3 separate regions of the Homo sapiens genome follow, and regions 2 and 3 are each linked to region 1. Evidence: chromatin loops called from intact Hi-C (ENCODE). Cell type or tissue: GM12878. All regions are shown on one strand. Each heading gives the region's core, and the rest is flanking DNA. Links, peaks and the distances in the headings are about the cores only.

What was found. Peaks named below come from ENCODE experiments on the same cell type or tissue, not always from the same donor. Only the 100,000 strongest peaks of a DNase experiment are listed, where the experiment ranks them.
Region 2: it touches region 1 in a loop (5-fold over the local background); 1 of 110 quality-filtered maps calls a loop at or near these places.
Region 3: a loop joins it to region 1, with 6 times the contacts of the local background. A loop is called at or near these places in 1 of 110 quality-filtered maps.

The regions. Positions count from the first base shown.
Region 1 is chr6:158,471,910-158,479,183 of GRCh38, reverse strand. The region is part of intron 6 of TULP4 (TUB like protein 4); the gene reads right to left. Among named protein-coding and RNA genes, the nearest start is that of TMEM181, 85 kb to the left of the region's middle. RefSeq lists enhancers at 3,255-3,334, 3,355-3,434, 3,755-3,804, 3,852-4,424. In GM12878, for the core only: no CTCF peak of the experiment used is centred there; DNase peaks (open chromatin) are centred at 2,553, 3,173 and 3,553; H3K4me3 peaks cover 1,942 bases; H3K27ac peaks cover 3,425 bases.
Region 2 is chr6:158,286,714-158,293,987 of GRCh38, reverse strand. It overlaps a transcript of TULP4 not described here. Among named protein-coding and RNA genes, the nearest start is that of TULP4, 22 kb to the left of the region's middle. RefSeq lists a silencer at 3,024-3,073. In GM12878, for the core only: no CTCF peak of the experiment used is centred there; DNase peaks (open chromatin) are centred at 3,087 and 3,717; H3K4me3 peaks cover 983 bases; H3K27ac peaks cover 1,788 bases.
Region 3 is chr6:158,319,968-158,327,241 of GRCh38, reverse strand. All of the region lies in intron 1 of TULP4 (TUB like protein 4), which reads right to left. It overlaps SNORA116 (small nucleolar RNA, H/ACA box 116), which reads right to left and starts at 4,260; the gene lies at 4,114-4,260. RefSeq lists enhancers at 1,789-1,838, 3,832-3,901. In GM12878, for the core only: no CTCF peak of the experiment used is centred there; DNase peaks (open chromatin) are centred at 3,531 and 3,921; H3K4me3 peaks cover 219 bases; H3K27ac peaks cover 1,245 bases.

The DNA.
Region 1 (7,274 bases), core at 1,269-5,268:
GATGAGGTAGACCAGATGGCCCTTCCCTTCCGTCCAGAGTCAGATCAACAATGGACTTGGTCTTACCAGCTGTGTGACCTGGGGACTATCCATAACCCCTAGAAGCCTCCCCCTTTTCTCATGAGTGGGGACCCTGTGAGGATTACAGGAGGTGATGGAGTCACAGCCCTTCTGGGGCCATCACAGTATATAACCCACAGTCACTGCATTTTCAGCCTCCCTTGGCACTGACGGTGCAGGGAAAGAAAGCTCCCTGGAAAGGCGATTGAGGAGAACACGGTTCCTGTGGTAGCCTCGCTAGGGTCATGGCCATCATTATCTTTGAGAATGCAGGCCAAAATGCAAATATGCAAGTTAGAAAATTCTTATAATAAAAAAAAATCCAAAGCTCAGGGGTGCCATCTAGCCAAGGGAGAAAGAAAGGTGAAGGGTCGTGACGGAGAAGCAGCAAGAGATTTGTTCATTCCGATCCAGACAGATGGAGCGCTGATGATCATTCATCTTCCCTTTCTACCACAGGAGGCCAGGCAGTTGCAGGGTGGGGTGATGGCCACAGTCCCCAGGGGAGGGCCGTGTTTGTTGGCCAAGGAGTCTGGAAAACTCAAGTCTAGGGGCTTCTGGGACACTTCCAGGACATGTCTCCATATGAGATGATTCCACACAGGGGGCAGGCCCCACACAAAGGGACCTATTAACTTACAGAAATACATAATCACTGCTGAAGACAGGGCAAACCAACACACAGAAAATGCACAGAAAAATTACTCTGGTATCGTCAACCCCCAAAAGTACAGGTTAGGACAGAGGCTCTATTAGTAACAAAATCATGCTTGATCTTAAAGATACGCTGCTGTCCCTTTACCTCTGAGCCCCCTAAGACAATATTCATAACTTAGAGCTCAAGTCCCCCAAAAAATGGTTTTATTTTTGTTTCTAACTTTTATGTTCAGGGGTACACAAGCAGGTTATATAGGTAAACTGTGTCACAGGGATTTGGTGTACAGGTAATTTTGTCACCTGGATAATAAGCATAGTACCCGACAGGCATTTTTTCTGATCTTCTCCCTCCTCCCTCCTCCCACTCTCCACCCTCAAGTTGTTCCCCTTCCTGTATCCATGTGTTCTTGTTATTCAGGTCCGGCTTAGAAGTGAGAATATATGGTATTTGGTTTTTTTGTTCCTACGTTAGTTTGCTAAGGATAGTGGCCTCCAACTCTATCCATGTTCCTGTAAAGGACATGATCTTGTTCTTTTTTATGGCTGCATAGTATTCCATGGTGTTTATGTATCACATTTTCTTTATCCAGTCTACTGCTGATGGGCATTTAGGTTGATTCCATATCTTTGCTATTGTGAATAGTGCTGCAATGAACATATGCATGCATGGGTCTTTATGATAGAACAAATATTCCTTTGGGTATATACCCAGTAATGGGATTGCTGGGTCGAACGTTAGTTCTCAATTCTTTGAGGAATTGCCACACTGTTTTCTACAATGGCCGAACTAATTTACACTCCCACTAGCAGTGTAGAAGCGTTTCCTTTTCTCTGCAACCATGCCGACATCTATTATTCTTTGATTTTTTAATAATGGCCATTCTGACTGGTGTGAGATAGTATCTCACTGTGGTTTTGATTTGCATTTCTCTAATGGTTCATGATGTTGAGCATTTTTCATATGCTTGTTGGCTGCATGTATGTCTTCTTTTGAAAAGTATTTGTTCATGTCCTTTGCCCACTTTTTAATGAGGTTGTTTGGAAAAACAGTTTTCAATGAGCACAACCTGACTGGCTGCAGAAACATCAGACACTTCTTCCCTCTAATTTCCCATTCCTCTTTAGTCCAGCTATCTGAAAGGCAGACACTCTGTATTTATCCTCTGTCCTCCTCCCTCCTAGTTCTGCTTTTCATAGTAACTATCTCTGTATAACAGTTGATGATATATTTTATATAAAATTATCATAAGTATGTGTCTCTTATATCTTTGTACCAAGAACTTAAACCACTCACACAGACCTTCAACTAGATGAAAATCAGCTTTGTTACCTTTATATATATAATTACCACCCATCCTGACAAAAACAACCTTGTCTGCAAAACTACATTCCAACAGCAAGCACATCAAATGCTCACATACCTGAATTCACTGCATCCGTTCTACTCTCCCACATGAATAACATTATTCTCATCTAACATATGAGGTTAGAGAGGCTAAGGCAGGCTAGGTACCTTGTTATAGTAATAAATGGTGGAAGAGCTGTGATTCTCATCCCTCCCCAGCTCCACTGCTGGTCCTTATCTTACTACATGGTGCTGACTCTCTGAAGTGCCAACATATTGATACCACAGCCTAAAGAATGCGTAATACTCCACTGAAAAATTTAACCATTTGTCCATCACATACAAAATCGTGAGCCCCAGATGGCCCCTTAGTCCATTTGGTCAAAGCTGCTTTACTCAGAAACAAACCAAACATGTCTATAGAAAAGGCAAATAGGAAGAGAAACAGGCTGTTTACACAGCATATAAATAAATGATCTGCGGGGTTCATCACAGCAGAAGAGAGCCCACAGGTAATTAGGCAGGTAGCATGGTTGGATGAACACGGAACACAGTCGCTGGCACATCTCGAAGGCGAGGGAGGATGGTGTGACTCCAAACCAGGTAGCGCATTCGCTCGGACGACTTGGAATTCTCAGCCAAGCAGGAGTGAGAAGACGCGAAAGATTAAAGGATGGAACATTAGAACCTGGGAGAAAAAGGGCTGAAATTATTTAGCCTGGAGAAGTGAGGTCTGCAGGGTCTCAAAGGAATAATTATTATCTAGGGCAACGTTACCAGGAAATCCCCTCTTCTAAGAATGGGACAAGAACACCAACACAGGAATTTACATTAAATTAATTAGGGTGCAGCACTCATTTACTTGCCCAAGTAAGTGAAAACTTACTCTGGGAGAGGGCAGGGCACGGACACATTGATTTAATTTAATTTAGTTTGTGTAGCATATAGTCCATGTAAGATGATAAAGCAGCAAAATAAACGCTGGTACCTTTGCCATAATAATTTTAAGGCTGTGCTAGAAAAACGGGGAAGGAGTGACAGATAACAAGAACTGCCCCTCTTGTCTGAAGATTCTGAGTCATCACTGACCTGGGGAAATGAATGACTGTGATGACTGTTTGGTCAGAAGTGAGGCAGCAGGGTATGACTTCTCAGGACCCCTGTAAGTCCACAGAAAGTCCCTAACAGGTCATCTTACTTTTTAAAAGTCACATTTCTGCTGGTGTTAATTTTTCCCTGGCTGTTTACTGGTATTCCAGCCTATAAAGCCCTCGCTACAAATGTTCTGTAGTTTTGGCAAGAACAAGAGTCAAATGGCGCTAACTGCATGTGGCCACAGACACGGGGCGGGGCGTTCACTAACGCTAGTCCTGATTTTGCCACCTCACAGTCATCAATTTCCATCACTCTGTCCTCTAGGTTCATGGGTGATGGCAGAACATGAACACACTGTCTGCAGGCCCACAGACCTCACCCATGCTGAAGGTACCTCCTCCCTAAGAACCTCCGCCTACTAGGCTGAGCCGCAGCAGAACAGCACAGCTCTTCAAAGCTCCCAGATTCACGTTGTGTTTGAACAGCTGCTGTCTGCTAGGGAAAAACTCAATTGTAAGTTTGCGGTCTTAATCTCTTTCTCAAATCCCATAAAACGACTATTTTTAGAACTGATGGCTAGAACTGTGAAGCAGATGACATTCAAATCTTAATTTGCATAGGGAGGTTCACATATTTTACACGTCTAAATCTGAGGCAAAAGTGCAAGAAACTGAGCTGCATTTCAGGGAGTGTGGGTCTGGTGGAACAGGGAGAACCACTGCTCAGCTGGAAAGGACAAACTCTAGGCCACAGTGCTGGAGGCGAGTGGCCCATGGAGGGGCAGGCTTCTCCTCTGGCTTCTCCCCCTCAATGCTGAGGCTGAGCCCCGGAAAGGAAAAGATGCGGGCCAGCCCTGCCTCACCTCCCACCAGGGAGTGTGGCAATCAAGGCCTGGTGCCCGTTCCTTACTCTGCCACCTCTCCTCCTGCTAGTACACAAGACATGCCATGCGTCCAGCCAATCATTTTTTTATCTACTGAGCTGTTAGTCATTAGATAAATATTTGCTAAATGTATACAAATGGACAGATCCATGCTAGTTATAAGGGGACTGACAATGAATCAAATACATTCTCTGCCCTTGTAGAGCTTACATCCTGGCGTGGCAGGGAGAGAATAAATACAGGTGAAGTATCCTTAATCTGAAAATCTGAAACCCAAAATGCTCCAAAATCTGACTTTTGGAGTGCCAACAAGATGCTCAAAGGAAATATTCATTGGAGTATTTCGAATTTTCAGATTTGGGATGCTCACCTGATACAATGCAAATATTCTGAAATTAAAAAGAAATCTGAAATCCACAACAATTCTGGTCCTAAGCATTTCAGATAAGGAGTACTCAACCTGTATCTCAGTATCTGTGACAGGAACTACCTGATAACGTGAGGTAGTGAAATTCCGTGAAGTAAAAAACAGTGTTGAGCGAGAGCCAGAGCAACAGCAAGGGGGTCTTTTTGAAGAGAGGGAGCAGGGAGGCTGCCCTGGAGGTGGTTTGAGCAGAGGCCTGGCTGAGAGGAGAAATCTATTTAATTGGAATTGAAAGCTTCCTCACTATATTACTATTTTTGTATATAGCAGTGAGTTGGATAGAGTCTTCTGAAAATGTAGGAGGAACAAAAACCAACTATACTGGTCCTGGACAGGGAAAACCAGGCAGTGCCAGCACAGGGTTTCTGGATGACTGAGGGAGGCCTTGGGCTGAGGACTGGCTACCCGGCCACCGAGGAGGCAGATTCCTGGGACAGTCGGAGGCTCTCCAGCCTCCCTCTCCACCCTTTGTTTGTTCTTTCTGTAGCTCTCCCTAAGAAGGATGGGGGATCTGTCTTGAAGAAAATGCACCTAGTAGGATGAAATGTTTTATGTCTGTACAAACATGTGCAAAATAGTTCACTTTAAAACAGAAGAAGGGCAAGGTGCAATGGCTCATGCCTATAATCCCAGCACTTTGGGAGGCTGAGGCAGGAAGATTGCTTGAGGCAAGGAATTCAAGACCAGCTTGGGCAACATAGCAAGACCCTGTCTCTACAAAACAAATTTTCAAAATTAGCTGGGTGTGGTGGTGCACACCTGTAGTCCTAGCTACTTGGGAGGCTGAGGCAGGAGGATCGTTTGAGCCCAGGAGGTTGAGGCTACAGTGAGCTATGATCATGCCACTGCACTCCAGCCTGGGAGACAGTGAGACTCTGTTTATAACAAATTTTTAAAAGGCCAGGCATGTTATGGCTCACTCCTGTAATCCCAGCACTTTGGGAGGCTGAAGCAGGAGAATCAGTGAGGTCAGGAGTTTGAGACCAGCCTGACCAACATGGTGAAACGCTGTCTCTACTAAAAATACAAGAAAATTAGCCGGGCGTGGTGGCACATGCCTGTAGTCCCAGCTACTCGGGAGGCTGAGGCAGGAGAATCACTTGAACCCGGGAGGCAGAGGTTGCAGTGAGCTGAGATCGCGCCATTGCACACCAGCCTAAGCAACGAGAGCAAAACTCTGTCTAAAAACAAACAAACAAAAACAGACCAAGTTGGTGATCGGTCACCGTCAAACTACGTTGGTTGGAGCCACAGACAATTTTGAATACAAAGTTATAATGATTTGGCCACCAACTAAATTGTAGTAATAAAAGCTAGTTCAGCGTTCGGTCAACCAAATTTTAGTTTTAAAAGAACACAACCATCCTTGTATTTTGTAAGCAGACAAGACCCATGAAGGACTTTCTCATCTACTTACAAGAAAAAATGGGAAAAGCACAACAGGGGCAACTTCAGCAGAACAGGCAGAGTTAATCCTAAGTGAAAGAATGCAAGTCTATTTTTGCTATAGGATTCGCCTCCAAGAGTACAGAAGTCCACAATCACACATGCAATCTCTTATTTGATTTTTAAATTCCCATACCCATCTTTTTCCACCTTCTCTTCTCTTAATTTTTTACCCAGTATCACATCAACAACTGAACCTTACAGAATATAGGGTGACCTCTCCACTGGCCTTCAATGCCAGAAGACCATAAAACAAAACAAAAACCTGGGCCTAAATTATTGAAGCCTACAAACTTCAGTCAGTAGTGCTAACTCTGAAAACCTGTTATATTTTCAGATATGCAAGAATATATAGAGAGTCACAGATAACAGCTAATGAGATAAATTACAGAATTTTACATTACAACATGTAGGACAGAAAGGAAAATAAATCAGAGCATATTTCCTTAGAAGAGCTCCAGCCACAAGCATTGCTGTTACAAGTAAATCAGGAGAATCAATTTTAAAGCTGCTGCTGCTGCTGCAAGTTCGTCCCAGGCAATGGTTTTGTACGCAATACCCTACAATCTAATTAACTTGGAAATACATTATCCAATCTAAATTGCATTTAGTTCTTTTTATAAGCAGTCCAATAAATCGCCTAACTTCCTTCCTGCTATAAAAATGTCCCTGCCTTTGGACTCCTTGAATAGCACAGCATAGATCACATGTGATTTTCGAATCATTAGACAAGAGTTAAACTGGTGCTAAATATAATTAATATTGTACTTGATTTTTAATGGCATCATTATTTAACTTTCTATTATTGAGGCGATTTTTTCAATGGTTGAAATGGACCCTCAATGAAAAAAAGAATCAATAATTTATTGAAATGCTGAGGTACTGTAGGGATATCTTTCTTCAAAGGAAGATCAGTCAGGGCCTTTTCTCTTATTCCTGAGCTCAAATAGTTTAAATTCAGGATCCATGTTACTTTCATGTGATGGCTGATGAGAACTTCTGCAATGGTTAAGGCCATAAAACCTTTACTACAGTCTAGGCACTGGTCAGAAAAAGGAAGCCTCTGTCTTCAGGAAAATAAGACAAGTAGACAGAAAAGTGTAATACATGCCAGAGGTGTTAAACACCCCGAGGGTTTACAGAGAAGGGGAGCCTCAATCCACTAGGCAGCTTTAAAAGAAAACGTGACTGAGCTGGCACTGAGGAGGATCCAATTCCTGAGCTAAAACGGCGGGAAGGACATTCCCTGTAGAAGGAACACAATGCCAGCAGGAAGGGGGCCCTAAGTCAGATGAAGTGGGGACAATGCTGAGTGTGTTTCAGCACTTGAATTCACAAATATTCTAATCATAAAAGCCTTATAA
Region 2 (7,274 bases), core at 1,935-5,934, 190 kb after region 1:
ATTAGTTTTAATGGCTGCCCCGAGGCTGGTTCAAATTTGCACTCAGAGCCTGCCTTTGAAGGCTGGAATACTCTCAGTAGCCACTCGTTATGTGGCTATTGACAAACGCAGGGAAACACATACATCCAGAAGAAACTAACATCCCTGCAAAGGTAATGGGATTTAACAATGATTTTATATATTTATTGTGTTATCATTTTCTACCTCTAATTCTCAAAACGTGCTAGTGAGATAAATAATGTATGACTAGGATTATTCAAAAGATGTGTTTCTACAACTGTGGTAGTCTCAAATCATTTTCCCATTGACTTGCATTGTAACTTACAGAGGTGGAGTCTATAGAATTCTGTCTTATTCAGAACACAACCATCTCTTTCAGGTGTGGCACACAGAAGCACTGAGCACATAAGCAGACTCATATAGCAAGGGTCTTTCTGCCTGTGGTAGAGGTAATTTTTTATTTAATTAATTATCCCTACCTAAATCATATACTCATAAACAGAGGCTATGTTTTACTCCAATTTTTATGCTACCTGCAATTCCCACCAGTACCCCTGCACTGAATTAAGTGTTCAATAAGGTACTGAGCATGGCACATTGCCTCAGTTTAGGGAAGTGGGAAACAATAAACATGAACTGAATGAGTTTCTGTGTGTGAACCCCAGGTCAACACCAGCCACTTGGAAGCCCAAGGCTGTGGGCATTTCAGCCCTGTGAGCAAAAGCCACAAGGGCCACAGGTCCACTGCCAAGTTCAGAGAATCACAAAGAGGTGTATTTTCAAGGAAAGCTACTCCCTATTTACTTTATATGGCTGATTTCAATAGCCGATTCTGAGAATATGAACATGTAATTATCTGTACAGAGAGAGGAGGGAATGGAGCTTGCAGACAAACTGCTTGATTAGTAGTTTAAAAGAAAGTGGAAGTTAGCTACTTCTTAGAGTGAATCTACACCTGATACTCAGATATTAAAATACTGTGGTACCATATTGGGGCTCACCAGTATCAAAAGTCAGGTGCCTTCATTAAAAAGGGGGGCATTTTATTTATCAAAGCAACGAAGTCTGAAAGAAATAATAGCCTGTGTCACATGTCACACAGGGTACACAGAAATGAGAGAGTACTTTGGTGATATAATTCAAAAAGACTTAAAATGCTGCAAAACCTTTTGATTCATCAATTCCACTTCTGGAAGTTTATCGTAAGGAAATAATCTTACACTGTGCAAAGACTTGGCTATAAGGATTTCTTATAGCGTTTGTATAAGGGAAAAATATGAGATAATCAGTATGTCCAAACAGGGTATTGGTTGAATAAACGTTGATAAAGACATAAAACAGAATACTATAAAACCACTAATAATTATATGGTAGAAGACTACAAAACAACATGAAAAGACGTTCTCAGGAAGTAAAAAGTAAAATTACATGTTACACTTCCACAATGCTCTGAAAGGGCCTCTGCACACTACTAGATCTTGAGTAAATTACAACAAATGTAATTTTTAATTGCTGGACTTGCAGGAAAGTATAGAAAATCTCTATGGAAGGCACATACACATAAACATAAGGGAAAGCCAGGGTCATCTGACAGGGGACACAAGAGCGGATACAAAACAAGCACTGGAATCGGAATTAGGGTGACCAATAGTCACAGTTTACCCAGAACTGTCCCAGTGTTAGCAATGAAAGTCCCACATCCCAGGAAACCCCTCAGTCCTGGACTAACCAGACAGTTGGTCATTCTATCAGATATCGAGACTTTGGTCCAACCTCTAGGTACAGAGGCTGAACCTGAGTCACACACATTCAGCAGGACTCACAGGCTAAAGTGTCCCACAATTCTAACATCCTTGTATATCAGAGCAAATACAAATCTTAGCTGCATGCAAACTGTCCCAATTTAGGAAATAAGGATTCCCCCAGATAAGGTTCAACCAAAAATCTGTTTACAATTAAAAATTACTAAACACACAAAATAAGTCACCATGAGTTCTCAGTACAAACAACAAATTTAGATCCCCAAATCTTCAGAAACTGAAATAAACAGAACTTTAAATAATTAGGTTTGAAATGTTTAAAGGAATTAGAAAGCAAAACACTATCTAAAATGCCAGAAAGAACCAAATCTTTTAGAAATGAAAAACCTATTCCTTCAATAAAATGCAGTCTACAATTAAGACATCAGCTAAAAAAGGAATTAATGAACTCAATCTAATAGCTCAAGAAATTACCCAATTTTTTTATAGCACAGAGACACAAGGAGATAGAAATATAAGAGATCAAGAGAAATGAAAGATAGATTAAAAAAGGACAAATCTAATTAAAATTCTAAAGGGACAGAACAGAGAAAATGGAAAAGAAATATCTGAAGACATAACAACTGAGAATTTGCCAAAACTGATAAAAAAAAATGCACAGACACAAGAAGCAGCACAATATATGCCACGCAGGAGAAATAAAGAAGAAATCCACACCTGGGCACACTTTAGTAAAAGTGCACAATAAAAACACCAAGAGAAGAGTTCAGAAGTAGCCAAAAGGAAAAGACAGGTGCTTACAAAAGAATGACAATTAGATGACAGAGACATCTCAACAGCGGCACTGGCTGCCAAAATCAATGAAATAGTATCTTCAAAGCACTCAAAGAAAACACAATTATATTCCCAGAAAGATTGTCTTTTAAGAATTAGAGTGAAATAAGAAGACCATTTCAAAAGAATAACAGCTGAAATTTAAGGCCAACTGACCTCGCAATATAACATCTAAACAATATTCTTCAGGTAGAAGGAAAATGTCTCAGAAGGAAGGTCTAAGAAACAACGAAAAAAGAAATTGTTAAATATGTAGGTAAAATTAAACAATGTCTGTTCAAAACAGAACAATAAAGCAGAAACAGCAGACTCATATTAATACACAGTACTTATCAACTTCTAGGTATAGCTCTTAATGCTTTATAGGTACTATATTTCTCATTGAAAAGCCTTAGCCTTATGAGAAAGATCCTTTTGTTGTCCACATTTTATAGGTGAGGAAATTGAGGCACAGGCAGGTTAAATGCTTGCCCGACACTATCCGGTAGGCAGCAGAGCTGGGTGTCACACCAGGCTGCCGGTTTCAGTTTCTAGTTTATGTGCTTAACCACTAGACTGTGTCTATGACAAATGTGGGGGGGAAGGTAGAAAACTAAAAAATAAAAAAAAGACAATTTGATCAAACAAGGATGACCAGAGCCAAAAGTACTCTAAGGCCTTTATATTGTTTTAGAAGGATAGTTAAAATACTCAACCTTATACTTAATTATCTTAGGTAAGCATGGTAAAATTTAAAGGGCAATCACTAAAAAACTAGAAATAAAGTATAAAACTTCTAAATCACTGGAGGGGTAAAAACAGAAGGGAGGTGGGAGCAGGGGAGACCAAAATCAATCCCCTAGAAAGAGAAAAACAATACAAAAGGAAAAATAAATGAAAATGTACAAAGCTTCTGCACAGCAAAGGAAACAATCAACGAAGTAGACATAATCCACAGAATGGGAGAAAACATTTGCAAAATTATTCATCCAACAAAGGATTAACAACTAGAATATATAAGGAACTCAACAGCAAAAGACATTCTGATTTGAAAATGGGCAAAGGATCTGAAAAGACATTTCTCAAAAGGAGACAACAAATGGAGAGCAGGTACATGAAAAAGTGCTCCACATCACTATCATCAGGGAAATGCAAATCAAAACCACAAGCAGATGTCTTCTCACCCCAGTTAAAATGGCTATTACTAAAAGAGTCAGAAAATAACAAATGCTGATGTGGATGCTTGAGCCCAGGAGATCGAGATCAGCCAGGGCAACACAGTGGGACCCCGTTTCTACAAAAAATTTTAAAATTAGCCAGCATGGTGGCATGCGCCTATGGTCCCAGCTACACAAGAGACTGAGGTGGGAGGATGGCTTAAGTCTAGGAGGTGGGGGCTGCAGTGAGCCATTAATCACGCCACTACACTCCAGTGACAGGGTGAGACCCTGTCTCAAAACAAAACAAAACACTTCTTGGCTATAGCAAAGGTGGTATTTTGAAAGAAAATTCATTGCCTTAAATGCTTATGTTAGTCTGGGCATGGTGGATTACATGTGCAATCCCAACACTTTAGGAGGCCAGGGTGGGAGGACTGCTTGAACCTAGGAGTTCAAGACCATCCTGGGCAACACAGTGAGACCCCGTCTCTACAAAAAATTAAAAAATCAGCCAGGCATGGTGGCACATGCCTGTGGTCCCAGCTTCTCAGAAGGCTGAAGTAGGAGGATCACTTGAGCCCAGGAGGTCAAGGCTGAAGTAAGCCATGATTGCACCACCGTACTCCAGCCTGGACCACAAAATGAGACGCTGTCTCAAAAAACAAAACAAAACAAAACAACAACAACAACTTATGTTATAAAAGAAGAAACTGTTATAAAATGTTATAAAACTTATGTTAGAAAAGAAAACATGTTATAAATTAAGGGGCTAAACATTCAACTTAAAGAAGTTAGAAAAGTACAGCATAAACCAAAAGAGAGTAAAGGAAGAAGATAGTAAAAACAGAAATTAAATAAATAAAAAGAAAAAAAAATTAGACAAGCTAAACAAAGCCAAACACTGATTCTTTGCAAAATGTAATCAAAGACACAAAGCTCTGGCAAGATAGATAAAGACAGAGCAGCACAAATAAATACTGACAATGAAAAGAGGGCTACAACTAACTACAGACACCATGAAACTTAAGATAAAATAATACCATGAACAACTTAATGTTATAAAATTAGATAACATATGAAATGAGTAAATTCCTAAGAAACACAATTTAACAAAACTACCTCAAGAAGAAAGACAGTCTAAATTGTTCTATAACCACTAAAGAAAATGAATCTGTAGTTTAAAATCATCCCACAAAGAAATCAGGCCATATAGTTTACAAACGAGTTCTACCAAACATTCAGGAATAGCCTACAGCAGTATTACACAAACTCAATCAGAATATTTAAAAAGTGATAATAGCCACAACTAGTTCTAAGAGGTTATTAGAAAATCTGTTTGTCTACTAATTAGAAATATAATCTATTAGATATAATTCATCATACTAAAAGAGTAAAGAGCAGGGAAAAAGATTATTGCAATACAAGCAAAAAAGTATCCTAAAATTCAACACTCATGGCTGGGCGCGGTGGCTCACGCCTGTAATCCCAGCACTTTGGGAGGTCGAGGAGGGTGGATCACGAGGTCAGGAGATCGAGACCATCCTGGCTAACACGGTGAAACCCCGTCTCTACTAAAAATACAAAAAATTAGCTGGGCGTGGTGGCGGGTGCCTGTAGTCCCAGCTACTCCGGAGTCTGAGGCAGGAGAATGGCGTGAACCCGGGAGGCGGAGCTTGCAGTGAGCCGAGATCACGCCACTGCACTCCGGCCTGGGCGACAGAGTGAGACTCCTTCTTAAAAAAAAAAAATTCAACACTCATTTTTTTTTTAGATTCCAAATTAGGAAGAGAATTTCCTTTTTCTGATAAAGGATATTTACCTACAATCTATAGCAAACATCATATTTAAGAATTAAGATAAAGATGTCTGTATCATGCTGTGCTAGAAATCCCAGACAAAGTAGAAAGATGAGAACCCTACTACCACACAGTACTGGAGGTCCGAGCTACCACAGAAGACAACAAAAATCAATATAAGGTATAGGAAGATTGGAAAGAAAGAAAACAAACCACCTAGGCTGAAATCCCAAACAAACTGGACATGCAAATTATTAAAGGTGATTTCATAAATGTTATGTCATTTAAGACAGCCATATAAAAGGAATCATTATTCCCATTTTCTCTATGAGGAAATAGAGGCTCAGAAAGGTTTTGAGCAACTTGCCTGAAGTTGAAGTCCCCCCAGCATATTAAGTGCTGAAGCCAGAATTCAAACCAATTGATAATTTCAGTGCTCTTCACCGTAGACCACATGACCTCCCCTCAGTTAATATTCACCCGTTTTGCCAGTGGGCTAAAGGACAGCTGCAATAGTATCATTTGCCACTTTAAAAACAGTCACTTGGTCACATTCACTGGCTAAGAACACCCTCCTCAGCCTGGCATTCAAGGGCCTTCACAGAAGGGCCATACACCTACCTATTGTGCCAGTCTTGTCTTCCACCAGGGTCCTCTATAAAAATTACTCTCCTTTCAAAGTATGAATATATTTACTGCCTGGACTAAGCTCCAAGCTAATCCATCCAAGTACAATGCTCATCCCAAATTCCCCCAACTTTAGCCATCTTTCATGATGCAGCTTCGACATCACCGATTCCATAAATCCTTGCCAGTTCCTCCCTAGTAAGTATGGTCTTCTACAGCAAATGTTTCTATCTTAAGTTGCTCATTCAATTCTACACCATATTATAAGTATTTGAGCCCTTATCATCCGTGCTAACTTGGGAATTACTTAAGGGTAAGGACTTTTAAATGTCTATTCATCAAGACATCTAGCAAGCAAAATGTACGTATATATTACGTATTCAATAAATGCATGTTCAGTTGAATAAAAGTGCTTTTATTTGTATACGGTGTTAAAACTGTTCTACTCTAGAAACAAATGACCCTACATAGGAATAAAAATACTTTTCCAATGATGTCGTAAATTATATTATTTTATAGGCCAATAAACTACAGGAGAAGTCTTTTTACTGCCACGACAGAAATAAACACTACACATGCATATGTCTGGCCACGCAAATGCTAGATGGAGCTTAACAACTCCATTCACCCTGTAATTTGAACCCAGATCTGTATGGATCTCAAACCCATATACTCCAGGTTGGCCTCTCCTCTTCACTGTAAACATCCCATTGTGTTCTAAGATTTACTACCTGGTTTATCTTCCCTACTACAATATGAACCTTCTGAGGGCAAGAAATAATGCCTTCATCACTGAATCTCCAGACCTAGAAAAGAACTCAGTAAATATCTGTTGGCAAATGACCATTAAATGTAGGAAGAAGCCCAACATGCTGACCCCTTCCAAAAGCATTACTGTGCGTCCTCACAAAAGAATAAAGAGATGAACTCAAGTGGGAAATTACAAGTCCTATTATGTTCACTATCTTCTCATTAAGAAGGAAATAGCATATTTTAGAAAATTTTCCACTGAAAGAGCTGAAATAAAAATTTGGGGTTCTTAAAAAGCTAAATTCTAGTCATCTAAAACACTGCAGTCTTGGATGGCAATAAACCCATAGAGCATAATTAAACAATAA
Region 3 (7,274 bases), core at 1,696-5,695, 150 kb after region 1:
CTTTTGAATGTTTTTTAGGTCACATATAAAGGACCTAGAGTAATAATAGTCAATTTTAAAAAGCCCTCATCATGTGCCAGCCACTTTTCTAAATGGCTATAGTAACCACTGAATCCTTACAACAAATCCCATATGAGGAAAGTATTATTTATAAATCCATTTCACAAATGAGAAAATCATAGTACAGTCTGGTACACAAGGGGGATGGTTGCAGGACTGTGCACGTATACCCAAATTCTCACATACTCAAATCCCGCAGTCAGCCCACAAGAACTTAAGCATACAAACGTTGATTTTGTGTATAATCCTCTCCATATAAACATGGATTTTGCATCCCAGAAATACTGTATTTTTGATCCGTATTTGATTGAAAAAATTCCACATATAAGTGGATCCACAAAGTTCAAACCATGATAGTCAAGGGACAACTATAAAGATAAATTAGATAATATATTTAAAGTCATGGCATTACTAAGTGATGGAGCTAGAACGTAAACTGAGTCTAGCTCCGGGGCCTGAGCTCTTAACTACTATGCTTCTAAAAACTCTGGAAATGTGAAGACAAAATTCTGAAGAAAACTACCTAGAAATCTGTACCCAGCCAAACTATCAAGTGTGAAAGCAATTAAGACATTTACAGAGATTAAAAGTCTTATACTTTATGACTTACAAATACTTTCTTAGGAAGATACTGGAGATTATGTTCCAACAAAAAGGAGTTTAACCAAAAAAATACAAGATTCCATAAACGACACGTGGAATAAATAGGGGGCAAAGAGAATTCCCAAGATGATGATTAAAAGGAAGTTCAGGAAATCACCTGGGCAGCAGGCCCACTGAGCAACCAATCCAGAGAGCAGAAGGATGACAAAGGACTCTCAGATGGAGGTGTTCAGGAAAAAAACAAAAACAAAACAAAACAAAAAAATGAACTGATAAACCATCTAATTGGTTTGAATGTATGAAATTATGCTGAAGATGTAGGAAGGTTTTGCAATAGATAAACTAAACCACTGGGGGGGAAATTTTTATCATGAGGAGAAAAGAGTTAAATAATGAAGGAATACAATCATAGTACCCTACTTGGCTCATCTGGGAATAACAGTGACATAGTTTAAACAGTGTAAACACTGAATAATAACCAATATTTGTGATACAGTAATACTGGAATGATTAGATGATAGGGCAAAGCTGGGTTGAGTGACTATGAAAGAAAGAGAAGAGTGCTAAATCTCAGCCTAACGAGATGGGAATGAAGTCAATAGACAAAATCCTAAAATTGATTCATCAAAAAAATAATAGTATGAGCCTTTGTTAAGTGGCCAGGACAACAGGTGGGGGGAGGGGGGGAGACAGGAGTTAGAACATTGCTATTTTTCATTCTTAGCATTTACCAATATGTATAACTATTACAGTGATAAAAAATTAACTCACACTACTGAGCTTTGGTATAAAAATAGATAAGCCAGTTTAGGTGAAATGAAATTCTGACCTAAATATAAAACAAAAGTTTCATTTCTGCCTCTTTGCTAGAAAGGTTCCTTATTCAAAATAAGAATTCCTAAGACATTTAAAAGAAGAGCTGTTCCTCGGCTGGGCGCGGTGGCTCACGCCTGAACCCCAGTACTTTGGGAGGCCGAGGCGGGCGGATCACGAGGTCAGGAGATTGAGACCATCCTGGCTAACACGGTGAAATCCCGTCTCTACTAAAAATACAAAAAATTAGCCAGGCGTGGTGATAGGTGCCTGTAGTCCCAGCTACTCGGGAGGCTAAGGCAGGAGAATGGCATGAACCCAAGAGGCAGAGCTTGCAGTGAGCCGAGATTCAACCACTGCACTCCAGCCTGGGAGACAGAGTAAGACTCTGTCTGAAAAAAAAAAAAAAAGAAAAGCTGTTCCTCAAATCCCTTCAGTTTACAATAACTGGCTACAATTAAGAGTTAGGCTCATGTGTACATTATCATAGTATCATGGTGACTGATGTCTGTTACTTCTTTAAGACTATTATTTCCATAATTGATTAAGCATAGCCAGTGCTGTCAACTGTCAGTTATCCACATTGGTGAAAAAATGCACTGAATTGAATGGTAATTTTTACACTCACATTTGATTTTTTGACAATTCTATTTGAATATGAGAGTCTTCTTATGGTCTTGGAATACGGCCCAAACCAAAAGCACTGTCTTCTTTCATGCCACAAACATTTATTACTATTGTTTATAATCATGACTATGTATGTCTGGTCCCACCTGTCGATCCCGCTTTGCTTTCCACTACTCTCCAACACTTCACCAAACTCTTCCATGTCCAAAACACACACATACCACAGTCATTCATAACTCTGTTTAAGGGTGCCTCTTCCCTTCACCTTTTTGAAGCAGTGTCTTATAGATAGAAAAACACACAGACACAAATTCAAATCTCAGATCTGCCATCATCTGGCTCTGCAACCTCAGACAATTTCATTAACATCTCAGAACCTCAGGTTCCCCAACTGTACAGCAAGGATATTAATACAAAGCTGTAGAGAGATGTTATGAGGGCTACACTAAATAATGGACATAGCACACACACACAAATTACAGGAATATATATGGCAATTGTCATCAGCAAAGACAACATTATATCCATGCAAACAATATCCACCCTCTGACACACGATAGACGATCCATCTGGGCAGGAACAGTGCCTTTTTCACCACTGTAGAGCCAAAGCCCAACAGAGTCTAGCCTAGAGCGAGCTCTCAAATGTTTACGGAACCGAAATGAACATTAAGGTCCAGCTCACTCCCTGACTCTGCAGGAAGCTTCCCTGACCACACTGGTCCACAGTGCTTCATCCTCTGACCTACTATAGCACTCTGCAGTACATCAGAACAGTACAACATCTGCCACCCATTTCTTCAGACTTGGTCTAAAAAAAGAAGACAGACTCACCAGGACAATGACGTTAATTATGGCTATAGTCAGGGAATGTAAGAATATTTTTTAAATACCTAGTTGACTTCATTCACACACTACTCCACCCTTCCAGTCCCACTATGCAGATCCTTTCTCTCAGTGTTCCCACTGAGGAAATCCTTCGTGATAAAGCTGGCAGATAAAAGCGGAACATCCATCAAATTCTAGTAAGTGCATTTTATCGGTTTAAATTCCTTTCCAGGGTAAAAAACTAGGTAAGTTTCCACTATTCATTTCGCTCAATACAGTAAATTTACCTGCAAAAAGTACAGTTAAGTCCTCACTTAACTTCAAGGATAGGTTCTTAGAAGCTGAACTTTAAGCAAAAATGACCTGCATATGAAAACAATTTTACCTTAAGCTAACTGATATAAACAAGAAAAAAGATCCTACGTATATACTACATACTAAGTGTTGTTTCACCTAAAGCTGCAGTTTCCAAGAACTTAACAATATTGAGGACTTACTGTATAGAAAAGTCTGAGGGGTTGTGGTTTTGCAATTCATATCTCTTAACATTATATGGTTTTGAAACCTGCCATGCAGATCACTGAATCCACAAACATTCAACCATGATGTAGCCCTGAGCTTCTCAGTCCCTATTACCAGCTACAGATGATCCCAAGGAGGGCTTTTCTCCACCAACTATGCCCTCTCTGTATTCAATGCACCTCCGGGAGTGGGGCAGCCCTCCTGTAATGGAATACCTAAAGGTACTACCTAGGAAGGAAACAAGGTAGATGTGGTCACCTAGCATGCTACAATATGCTCACATGAACAGAAACGTTGCTTTACCAGAAGAGTTGCATAAAATGAGTCATTAATGCTGAGTCACTAATAAATTATCTCTAACTCAGGTCATGAACACATGATTATGTAACTTTTCAAACGACTACAACCACATGCTGAATACATTAAGCACAGAAACAGTCATATCTGAGCACCTGCATAAGTCAAATTATTAAGGCAGCACCCTAGTTTAACCATCTGCCATGGAAACTAATAAAAAGTGTAGCATGCTCAGATGGATAAAATCCCCATTACAAACCACAAACATTTCACAGTATAGTCAAAAGGCGCACAGAACATCACTGCCTGTCCAACAAGGGCAATTTTGTTCCAGGGCAGGAAAAAATGCATAGGTCCTTGTCCTTGTCAGCCAGGTTCCAACAGCATCTGACAAGGTGAGTACAGTCACATGCTTAGGTTGGGGCTGGGGAACGAAGTGTCCTTCATCTCTCTCAGAAATGCCTCTCTAAAGCCAGAATGTGGCTTAATCTTCTTGCACCACTGAGAAAAGCACGCGCTAAACGTGCTAAATCCTAAGTATTTCTCAAGGCCCTGCTCAAAGATCATCTTCACCACACAATCTCTAGGAAGCCTCATTCTTCATTCTTTGAACAATTGAAAGCTTGCTTTCTCTTCCTAATGGAAATGCAAATAGAGGAAGGCGAAGTCCACGTTTCACCCTCATGCTAGACTGTAGATTCCATGAGGTATAAGCTGGGACTTCTCTTGCCCCCCGACAGTGGCAAATACACGCAGCACCTGGCACACAACAGAGATGCAGTAAATACCTGCTAAAAATTAATGCATGTGTTTTCAAATCTAAACTGAGGAACAAAAATCAACAAACACTGTTTCTAACCTCATGAGTCAGAACAGTAACTGAATTTCCAGGTACTAAGTGGTATTGTAAGGACTGGAAAGTAATATACTTAAGTATATTACTTTAAGTACAAAGGGTATAGAGTACTTTACTATTTCATCACTTATATACCATTTTCACAGCCCTTCCAAAAACATATTATCTCAGGTTCTACAACTCTGATAGAAGAGAATTATTATTTTCAACTTACTACTGACTTGAGTAAACTAATGAATGACTTGGACAGGTAAAGCTAGAACTTCTTGGAATCAAGATATGGAAAAACAGAAACAGAAAGGAAAAAAGAACAGGCCATCACTAAAGGAAATAAAACAGCCCTCCATTATATCCACCATTATAATACCTTAGTTGGTCACAAATCTACTAAAAGTCACTTTCTATGTAGAATTTATGAGAGATAAAAGAGCTGCAGTGAGTTTTTGCTGGCTTTAATCCAAAATGAGTCAACTTTTCCCACTAAAACTGTTGTACAGATTAAGTACTTTAAATACTGTATAAATGTTTCAAAATAAAATGGTTTTCTAACCTCTCTGAATGTTGAGAAAGTTGGTCATCACTATGCACAGTGAGGTGGACACAGAACCTGGCTTGCCAGTCCCCAGTGGCTCTGGGCCTTCTTCAGGAGAGGGTGAATCAGACAATGGTACTAGGAGGGTCTTTCAACTGCAAGGGAGACCATTCTTACAATCTAGAAATTCCCATCCTTTTTGGAATTAAGATGTGTCATACAATGTTTTTAGGAAAAAGAAAAGTACTTTAGAAGTAAATTTTTATAATATTTTTAAAACACTTAAAAAACTTAACATAGATTGTTGAGTCCTCCACAATAGAAAAATAGTAGAGTTTAAGTCAAGAGATTCATGAGGAGGTTTATGCTAGGCATGGTGGTGAAGTGAGCACGTTTCAGATATTATCTGGAAGTCAGATACAGTGGGAGGTCTTGCTAATAACAAGACTTGGGGACAAGGGAAGCGCAGGGAGATTCCTGAGTTGAGAGCTGAACTGACTGGCTGGTCTTGGGCCATCTACTAAAATGGGGAAACAGTGCATGGAACTGATCTGAGGTTCAAGGGGCGGGGGGAAATGAGTTCTGTCTGGGTGACCGATAGTCTGCGAGGCCTGACTGGTGTCCACTTTTGTATCTCATATATCAAGTTGGAGAATGAAGTCTGGAACTAGAAGGAGATGGCAGACAGAGAGAGGTATCTGGAGTCATAGCATGTAGGGAGATTTAAAGCCAACATAGAGAGGAAATACAGAAAAATATGCATGCCTGGTGCCCGTTAACATTTAAAGATGAGGCAAAAAAAAGGCAGAGCCAGCAAAGAAAGGCGGAAAGCAGAGGCCAGAACAGTAACAGGAAAACCAGGAGAGCCTGGTGTCCTGGACAACATTTCAATTCTACTGATGCTACTGAGACATCAAGTGCAGTTTAAAAACAAAAACAAAACACCAAAAACCTATGAGTTTAGCAATGTGTGGTCATTGAGGAGTTCATTTCAGTAGAATAAGGAAAGAAAGCACACTGAAGTGGGCCAAAAAGTTAAAGAAAATTTTTTTAAAAAATAAATAAATAATTGATATTCTAAACAATGAGAGGTGAGGAAGTTAAGAATGACAGGGTACATTGATCTTCCAATAAGTTTTACCAAACGAGGCAAGCAGATAACTATAATAAAGCATGATCAGCGCAACCAGAGAAGTCTGTTAAGTGTACAACAGGGACAAGGGGCAGGGTCAGAGAAAGCATATCGGAGAAGATGTACCCAATCCAAGAAATCAGGTGAGACCATTGCTACAGTAGTCGTGTCCTTATAACAAAACGAATTCCAGCAACTACACATAGCTGCCTGCTTATTCTCAAGTCAAAAAAATCCTGTTAGCCGGGCATGGTGGCTCAGGCCTGTAATCCCAGCACTTGGGGAGGCTGAGGCGGGTGGATCACCTGAGACCAGGAGTTTGAGACCAGCCTGGTCAACATGGCAAAATCCCGTTTCTACTAAAAATACAAAAATTAGCTGGGTGTGGTGGCGGGCACCTGTAATCATAGCTACTCAGGAGGCTGAGGCAGAAAAATGGCTTGAACCTGGGGGGCGGAGGTTGCAGTGAGCCAAGATTACGCCATTGCACTCCAGCCTGGGCAACAAAGTGAGACTCTGTGTAAAAAAAAAAAAAAAAAATTCCTGTTAAATGACAATCAGTACAAATAACCTTGATTAATTTGCACGACATCTACAATATCTGTAAGAAATTGTTTCATAGAATAAAAACATTCCCAAGTAATTATTTTCTGAAATAATCTTCATTATGGAACATAATCATTATTTTGCCTGACATACCTGCCCACCTATTGAGGACTCTTTTAAAAGAAAAACTCATCTTTCTTGAATTACTGCTTCACAGTAAAAGGACAAATAATTCTAAAAAAGCATCACTTCTCAGCCAGCCACGAAGAGTCCCCCTTGGAGTTTCAGTAGGTAAGCACACATCTATTCCTCTTCCATAACACTGCTAATCAAAGGTTTCAAAAGAGATACTGGTAAAAGGATTATTTTGTTTCCGTCCCCAAATGCCATAGAAAGTTGCTTTGGGAAAAGTTGGTTTGGCTGATCATTCATTTTTTGTGGTAGTGGTTCTTTTTTATG